Regions from separate parts of the Homo sapiens genome. Here all the other regions are linked to region 2. Evidence: chromatin contacts called from ENCODE Hi-C or POLR2A ChIA-PET data. All regions are on one chromosome and are shown on one strand. Each heading gives the region's core, a stretch centred on a gene start or an enhancer-like site at or near the end of the contact. The rest is flanking DNA. Distances are from core to core; before and after follow the strand shown. Region 1 overlaps DGKG (diacylglycerol kinase gamma). Region 2 holds the start of EIF4A2 (eukaryotic translation initiation factor 4A2). Region 3 overlaps LOC100131635 (hCG1645011-like).

Evidence for each region. A loop is a pair of places that touch in the nucleus more often than their neighbours do. ChIA-PET counts read pairs that join two places held with the same protein, here RNA polymerase II (POLR2A). Pooled maps may share reads with other maps.
Region 1: a pooled map shows a loop between it and region 2 (2.9-fold over the local background). The contact joins the enhancer-like site here to the promoter of EIF4A2 in region 2. A Hi-C loop is called at or near these places in 1 of 168 maps with a recorded cell type or tissue (B cell), 3 of 37 single-sample maps with no recorded cell type and 5 of 50 pooled maps. POLR2A ChIA-PET finds 5 or more read pairs at or near these places in 2 of 52 experiments (H1 and activated naive CD4-positive, alpha-beta T cell).
Region 3: a loop to region 2 is called in a map of gastrocnemius medialis, with 4 times the contacts of the local background. The contact joins the enhancer-like site here to the promoter of EIF4A2 in region 2. A Hi-C loop is called at or near these places in 1 of 168 maps with a recorded cell type or tissue (gastrocnemius medialis) and 2 of 50 pooled maps.

Annotation. Positions count from the first base shown.
Region 1 is chr3:186,240,589-186,243,288 of GRCh38, reverse strand. It overlaps DGKG (diacylglycerol kinase gamma), which reads left to right. Exons shown (of 25, transcript NM_001346.3): 20 at 721-785. Among named protein-coding and RNA genes, the nearest start is that of DGKG, 120 kb to the left of the region's middle. RefSeq lists an enhancer at 986-1,035. Within about 2 kb of position 1,273, at least 18 of the 41 ENCODE cell types and tissues checked have a DNase peak (open chromatin) inside an H3K27ac peak, as active enhancers do.
Region 2 is chr3:186,782,155-186,784,854 of GRCh38, reverse strand. EIF4A2 (eukaryotic translation initiation factor 4A2) reads right to left here and starts at 1,278. Exons shown (of 11, transcript NM_001967.4): 1 at 1,216-1,278; 2 at 378-423; 3 at 159-291. The coding sequence starts at 1,244. SNORD2 (small nucleolar RNA, C/D box 2) reads right to left here and starts at 59; the gene lies at 1-59. RefSeq lists an enhancer at 373-602.
Region 3 is chr3:187,718,682-187,721,381 of GRCh38, reverse strand. All of the region lies in intron 2 of LOC100131635 (hCG1645011-like), which reads right to left. It overlaps BCL6 (BCL6 transcription repressor), which reads left to right. Exons shown (of 10, transcript NM_001706.5): 10 at 1. Among named protein-coding and RNA genes, the nearest start is that of RTP2, 17 kb to the right of the region's middle. Within about 2 kb of position 1,306, at least 5 of the 41 ENCODE cell types and tissues checked have a DNase peak (open chromatin) inside an H3K27ac peak, as active enhancers do; they include gastrocnemius medialis, where a contact is called at or near this core.

The DNA of each region.
Region 1 (2,700 bases), core at 24-2,523, 540 kb after region 2:
AATGACTCTTATTGGCCTTGGAGGGAGTCCTTCGAGTGAAGTGATCAAGAAGCAGAAGCCAGAGTTTAATTTTGTTTTATTATCTAGTAAGCATGTTATCCAGTGCCACTAATTATTTCTATTGGTGTGGATGGTTAAGACTTAATATCTAATAGCATCTACCAATGTCAGGTTTCTGGTTTTGACAATATCCTATAGTTATATAAAATGTTATCATTGGGGGAAGCTGAGTGAACGGGACCTAGGAACTCTATGCTATTTTTGCAACTTAATTGTGAGTCAAAATATTCCAAAATAAAAACTATTTTAAAAAGAACTAGTATGGAAAGTCATTTCCAGAGACTCATGCTCAGCCCCAGACACAGGCTCCTGATCTCTAACTGCTCACAGACTCTCAGTCTCCCCAGAGGGCAAAGGCTTTCCCCTTCACTCACCCCTGAACTATCTATCTGTTCTCAGCGGGTCCGGGCTAGAGTGAAATAGCAAGGACTCCAGAGTCAACTGGCATAGGCTGTAAGAGTATTGGTGGTGCTAGCTCATCCCCCTGGAGGCAGTGTTGAGCCTCTGTTGGCTCCGCGGATGTGACCTGGAGCCCCACCATGCGATAGATAGAGTCCCAGGGTTGGCATGACTCAGCGAGTGCATGCGTGCGTCCCTTCCCTCCGCACTGCACTGTCATGACCACTCACCAAGGATCTGCTTTGTCTCTTTCACTTTCAGGACGCTTCCATTGCACACAGATTCCATGTGATGAGAGAGAAACATCCTGAAAAATTCAACAGCAGGTAAGCTGCAGGCCCGGCTGCGCTGCCACCCACCCAGTGTGGCCCTGGCGGAACAGAGGCCTTTCACCTGCTCTCTGGAAATTTTCCCAGCCAGGGCCGCTGGGGACTTGGCCTTCCTGCCACTTGCCGGAAGGAGGGTTTCCATTTCCAAGAAAAAAAAAAGTGTCAGAAACTTGGCGCAGGCTAACTGCCTGTCCTCTCCCAAAGGATCTGTGCAGAGGGCAGGGCTGGAGGGCAGGAGGTGGGTATGAAGGGCCTGCTTTTGCAGGGGAGGAGGTGGGAGGGCGTCTGCCCTTGTCTAACTGGAACCCCCGTCCTGAGTCTCTGCTGCTTCCAAGTACAGCGCCTCCAACCCCAGCCCCTCATGATTCTTTTGGGGAAGAGCAGGGAGGCTGGAAGAGACCCTAGCTTCTGTCGGTCTCAAATGGGAGGAGGTGGCAGCTCCGGGACTTGGACCAGGAGGACCAGAAGGGTGTCTCCTTTGCCTCCCCCGACAGCAGAGGGCAGCAGCAGAGAGGTACCTGCAAAGGCTGGAGACCCGGAACCCACTAAGTCCCAGCCTCAGCCTGGGCACTCTGTGAAGTCACCAAGTTAGGTTCAAAAATGAAAGGAAAGAGGAAACCAGATCATTTGCAAGAGAAAGCAAACCCTTCTTCCTTGTAGGATGAAATTTGCCAGAACTTAGTTGTGACTGACGTATAGCTACCCCTTTCTCCCTCTTTCCTTCTTTGTCTGTATCTTCTCATTAGTCAATTTTCATTCTTTCTTTCTTTTTCTTTGTTGTACTATTTCAAGATGACCACTATTTCAGACACTGTTCCCACCCCAACCCTAGGTAGGTTGGGAGAAGAATGGATAATGATTTGGACTTTGTTTTTGAGCCTAAAGGTGTTGACTTTTATTTAGCCCACAGAATTGTCTTTTTATTTATTTATTTATTTATTTATTTTTGAGATGGAATCTCACTCTGTCACCCAGGCCAGAGTGCAGTGGCGTGATCTTGTCTCACTGCAACCTCCTCCTCCCAGGTTCAAGCGATTCTCCTGCCTCAGCCTCCTGAGTAGCTGGGACTACAGGCGTGCACCATCATGCCTGGCTAACTTTTGTATTTTTAGTAGAGATGGGGTTTCACTATGTTCACCAGGCTGGTCTCAAACTCCTGACCTCAAGTGACCCGTCCTCCTCGGCCTCCCAAAGTGCTGGGATTACAAGCAAGAATTGTCCTTAAAAGAGAGGTTAGAGTGTTCATTGAAGACATTCATTTAAAGCCCAGGACCCATCATTTTCATCACTGGCCATTTTCATTCCTACTCTTTGTCCTGACCCCACAGCCTGAGAAGTCAACCAAGAAGAAGGAGGTCTTTTTAGAGGTCAGAAACTGAACACTATAGCTTCAGAAAGAGCGATCTGTGGGATCCGATAGCAGCTGAACGAACCTTTTAGGAAGTGCATCCTGCCACAGCATCTTCTTGCTCTCACACACACAGACTATACACACTCACTGCACACTAGGAACACGTGTACTTCCAGCCCCTGATACTATAGTCACAAACTTACAGTTCAGATGATCTCCTCTAACGGTCTTTTGCACTCCCAGATACACACAAACCACTTTTTTAAAAAGTACTCCTCTTCAACCCATTCCTCAGGCTTTTAAGGTCCTCTTTTCACACAAGTATCTTTTTTTTTTTTTTTTCATGGAGTTTCGCTCTGTTGCTCAGCCTGGAGTGCAGTGGCGCGATCTTGGCTCACTGCAACTTCCACCTCCTGGGTTCAAACAATTCTTCCGTCTCAGCCTCCCAAGTAGCTGGGATTACAGGCACCCACTACCACACCCAGCTGATTTTTGTATTTTTAGTAGAGACAGTGTTTCACCATGTTGGCCAGGCTGGTCTCGAACTCCTGACCTCAAGTG
Region 2 (2,700 bases), core at 29-2,528:
CAATGAGTATTCTCTTCATTTCAGGTCAGTCCCGAAAGATGATTGCCATCATTTCACTTTAAGGAATACAAACAGGTGCTAGTCCCCCAGAGGTTACTTTCCCTTTTATGGTTCATGTCTATGTAGAACAATTTCCTAAAAATGCCAGTTTCTTTTACCTTTAATACAGGGAATAATAGCTCTCTGCTGAATAGCGGAAGGCTTCTCAAAACCGTAAGCATAGATGCCACGAAGGAGAGACTCCTTTAAATTCATATCATCAAAGTTATCAACAATCTCATTCCAGTTGCTCTGTAAGTTAGAAAAAATAATGCACGCATAAATGAGATGAACACACTCACCTTTCCAAAGCTTCAAGATCCACAACCGTTTCTTACCTCGATGACACCATCGGGGTCCATTCCCTCTGGGCCGCCATGTTCTCTGCTGACAAGAATACTGCAGTCAGACACCCCTTCCAGGCCACCTCAACTGCACCTTAAGCGCATAGCCCTTTGCAACCCGTCTCAGCACGTTAGCCTCCCCTGCACAAGCTAAAGCAGCAGCCTCAGGGCGAATATCCACACTGTGCGCCTTCCCTAAAGGTTGGGGCCTGCGGATGCCCGGAAAGGCAGCCCCCCAGGCCCGAGCGCATGGCGATCCCGTTTCAACTGCGGAGCGTCTCGCGAGAGCTCGGAGCGCCGAACTCCGCCCCCAACAATGCGCAAGCCGGGTGATTGACGCGGGCGGAGCGGCCTGGCGAGGGCGATGCCAACGGTTCACCGGCACCGGTCCTGTCCCGTCGCCTCCGCGCCGTGGCCGAGTGGAGACCGCTGCCTCCAACCCTTCCCCAAGTAAAGCCTAGGACCCTCCCCCAACTCGTGTGGATGACCGAAAATAAAGCTTCGGGTCCTGGTTACAGTGTACCGAACTCGGACTGCGCCACGGCTTTTTACTCCATGTTTCCCGTGCTCTACACTGGGAAGGAAAGCAGCCGAAGTTTCGTAATGTCTTAGAGAGGAAAAACGCCCTTTAGCCACTGCTTTCGCACCACCGTCCTATCTCCCCACAATCCGGGCCCTACCCATCATGGAAGCTTCTGGAAGGGCACAGGAGTGCTGTACCCTAAGAAAACGTCCATTAATTTAGAGTTTTTGCCTCCGTGCCATCCACTATCATCTCCCCTGGCGCCCTATGACCTTCACTACAGACCGCGACCGCCAACAGACTGCATACCTGTTATAATCCGCGGAGCCACCAGACATGATCCGAAAAACCACTCAGCGCCCGACTGAAAAGACAGCGGCGCCCAACCACCCGTTTTTTATAGGCTCGTGGCCGGAACCCGTTTCTTGCGGAGGAATTTTCTCGCCGTGCTTCGGTCAGCTACAAAATTGTGATCCTGGGGTCGTTACCTCGGATAAAATCCTAAGCAAGTTGGTAGAAAAACCCAAATGTGGTAATTTCTCGATATTACAGGGTCGCTGGAAATCCTAGGGCCCGGGGTTGGGTTGGGACTCTTTACCTCGCGGCGGAAGAATATAGCTGCGGAGTTAGTTAAACCTCGCTTTCCCCGCCCGCCCTGCTCCTACGGGGTTTCCGCGTCCCTGACGCAGAGGCGGGCCGGGGGAGCCGCGCCGGAGCCGGAGGCGGAAACCGGAGATGCTGTTCGTCGGGCGGCCGGGGCTTCCCGCGGGTGACAGGTCCCGGCTCGCGGCTCGCTGCCGGCACTCAGGTGCGGGAGGGGAACTCGGTTATTCCGCTTGCTCCCACCGCTGTTTAATTCCACAATGAAGACCTGCCTGGCATTTAGCCCGACCGTTAACATCCATTCAGATCTTGGAAACGTAAAATTCCTGCTAGGGAAAATGTCGGCCACCCAGCGAGTCCCGGGAAGTCCGGTTTACCGGTACATTTTGCAGCGCGAGAAGGAAAAATGGAGTGTCATTTGCAGATGTCTCTGGAGTGGCCAATTCTATTCTCATATCATTTCCGGTCTCTCGCTTTCTTTTTAAGAGTGTTACTGATTTTAACCTAACAGGTGTGAGGAATGCCTGAAAAAAATCATAAACTTTTGCAAATGGATAGAAACTAAGCAGTAATTTTCCTTGGAACGCACGAATTTAAATGGACGCTTTGGCAGATACAGCTCTGTGCCGCTTTGGGACTACATCGGTTTTGATTCCGTCTATATTGGTCATTTTTTAAAGGCTGTAGACTTTGCCGATATATAGTGAAATGTTGATTTATTGAAATTCAGAGCAATAATATCCTTGCTGCGTAAACTGCACGGGTCTTTAAGCTCCAGACGTTTTCAATTAGCCCCATCTCAGGTCTCTCGACAAAAACAAAAAACAATATATGTAGTCATTTAACTTTAAAATACAACCCTACCCATGGTGCAAAATATCATCGAGACTATCAGGGTAACATTTTCTCATATTTCAGAAGGCCAACTTAAAGAATCATTACTGGGAAAGCTGACTCAATTTTCTATATTATAGAAGATATTCGGTTCTAAATACTACTTTTTTAATACAAAAATTATTTATTTATTTGAAAATTCTTATCGTGCCAGGAACTAGGACAAAGATTAAGAATACCAAGATGGCAAAGTGGGCCAGGCCCTCAGTCCAGTGGTACTGCTCCTCATTCATCCCTCTGTAATGTTCGAAATCCAGATTTGAGGTGATGCCAGATATTTTCTGAGAATGATGGTCG
Region 3 (2,700 bases), core at 57-2,556, 940 kb before region 2:
ACTGGCTTGGTCTGGAGGGCTTTTCTTGCGTTGGAATGGGGCCTGGCCTGCGTCTGACTCCCTCAGCTCCTAACCTAGTGGAAAAAGCTCTTGGAGGGAAGGGGCTGCTGGCTGCTGCATTCTCAAAAACGAGCGTCTTTTGAGATGAGGCTAGGTTCCTGGTACCTTGGCATGAACGCACATTTGGATCCCAGCACCAGGAGGGACTGCGGACTCCAGGCCCTTTCTGAAGAGCTCAGGTGGGAGATTTTGGAAGGACCTCCCACTCAGCTCTAGGCTAAGCACTTTTGTTTTGTTTTGTTTTGTTTTGTTGTTTTTTGAGACAGAGACTCGGATCTCAGCTTACTGCAACCTCCGCCTCCTGGGTTCCAGTGATTCTCCTGCCTCAGCCTCCCAAGTAGCTGGCATTACAGGTGCACGCCACCATGCCCAGCTAATTTTTTGTACTTTTAATAGAGAAGGGGTTTTGCCATGTGGGCCAGGCTGGTCTCGAACTCCTGACCTCAGGTGATCTGCCTGCCTCAGCCTCTCAAAGTGTTTGGATTACAGGTGTGAGCCACTATGCCCGGCCTAGGCTAAGCATTTAATGACTTCCCTCCTAGCTCTGCTGACACATAGATAGGCATCTCTTCTTCCTCTGAACCTCAGTTTGCCCAGTTTTGGAAGTGAGAAGGCCCATCTTGCTTTCTGGCTTCACGAACAATTTCTCTCTCCTCGGCTCATGGGGCAGTATGAAGGCATGTGGCCCCAGACATATATTTCTCAGCCTGAGTGCATCTGGGGCTTTTTGGTGTCTGCTGGGTGATTGGCAGACATCTGCAGACTCAGAAGCTTTATGAATGGTTAGTGGCCAAGCAAACCTCCATCCCTGCAGAGGTGCTCTGTCCCAAGAGCCCTGCGGCAGAACTCAGCCACCTCCTCCAGTGTGACTTGGGACAAGCACTTTCCCTCTGGGTCCCCTTTCCAACCTGTCCATGAGAGTGAACTACACCATTTATGATTCCCTGATTCAGATGTAAGTTCACCCTAGCTTGCTTTGCACCTAGTTTTATTTTACCTCAAAAAACGCCAAGGATCAAGTTTGACCTGAGAACAGTGAGGACAAGTGTGGTTCTGGTCACTGGCCCAGAGGAGAAGCCTGCACACCCCCCTTCCTGTTCCTGGGTGGCAGTGGGGAGAGCATGTGGAGTTGAGCCTGTCCCCAGGGCCATGGGCCCACTTGTTGGGCAGCCGTGTCCCTTGGCAGTGCCTTTGCAGCAGGCTCCGAGCACGTGCTGGGAAGCCATGGGAGCTGACCACCCAGCACCCCACAGAGAGCCTCAGAAAGGCACAGCACCCTCTGCCAGCTGCATGGCCTTTCAGCTCAGGTTTCCTTTGAAAATGACTTTAAAGGACTTGCCAGCTCGAGGCCTCAACTCACCCTGCTCTTTGAAAAGGGAGAAAATGATCCCTCTGCTCCCATAGAAACTTGGCAGGAGAACTTACAAAACAGACAGCTTCAGGAATGACAATTCACAGGCCTAAGGGAAGCTGGCCCCAGGGTCCCTTTGCTCCCAGAGTACCTCCAAGTTTGTTTGCATTTCATTACTGTTTAATAGAGAGATGGAGGGGCGAGGGCAGATAGTGTGGGTGGCCATTTAAACAAAAGGGAAGATCAAAGAGTGAGTAACTGCAGCCAATTGACAATCAATAATAACTAAAAAGAAAAGTCTCTAAGCAGATAAGCCAGGGCAAAGGGAATATAAAATGTTTACTAAAAAGCAAGATGTAAATGCAGCTTTTCACCCATACATGGAACATGCGTGGTGTTCTACATTGTGGGATTTTTAGAGGATAGGTTTCTGAGGATCAGTGTGATGAGGATGTGTAAGGGGTAATCCCAGAGAAGCGGGGTGGTTAGAATTATGCAGAGCTATTTAGTAGTTGGAAGGGAAGGGGTGGTTAGAATTATGCAGAGCTATTTAGTAGTTGGAAGGGATGGGGTGGTAAGATCACCTAGCTCAAATCTTGCACCTGACCCATGAAAGGATTGAGGCAGGAGGGCTGAAGGCACTTTCCTACTGCCGCCCAGAGCCTGGGGTGGAGAGTGGAGAACAGGCTCCTGCTCTTTACACAACCCTAAGGGAAGGAAAACCAGAGGCAAATGTTCCATTTTAATTTTTAATATTTATTTATTTATTTATTTATTATTTTATTTTTCTTAGAGATGGAGTCTTGCTCTGTCACTCAGGCTGGGGTGCGGCAATGGCACCATCATAGCTCACTTGAACTCCTGAGCTCAAGCAATCCTCTTGCCTCAGCCTCCAGAGTAGCTGGGACTACAGGGGCCACCACCATGCCTGGTTACAAATGTTCCGTTTTAGACATGGGGAAATGGAAGGAGGAACTAGTCCAAGGTCCCGCAGCTAAAGGTGTCCGGGTAGGCTGAGTTCGCACAGTGGTTGTCATTAGAACTTTAATCAGTTCAATTCAATTGTTAGGCCTCAGGCTTCTTGGAGAAATGAGCTATTCCCTTTGAAATCTGGGTTTCCATTTTCTCTCTCTGTCTCACTCATAGTAATAATTAATAATAAGGCTGGTCACGGTGGCTCACCCCTGTAATCCCAGCACTTTGGGAGGCCGAGGCAGATGGATGACTTGAGGTCAGGAGTTCGAGACCAGCCTGGCCAACATGGCGAAACCCCGTCTCTACTAAAAATA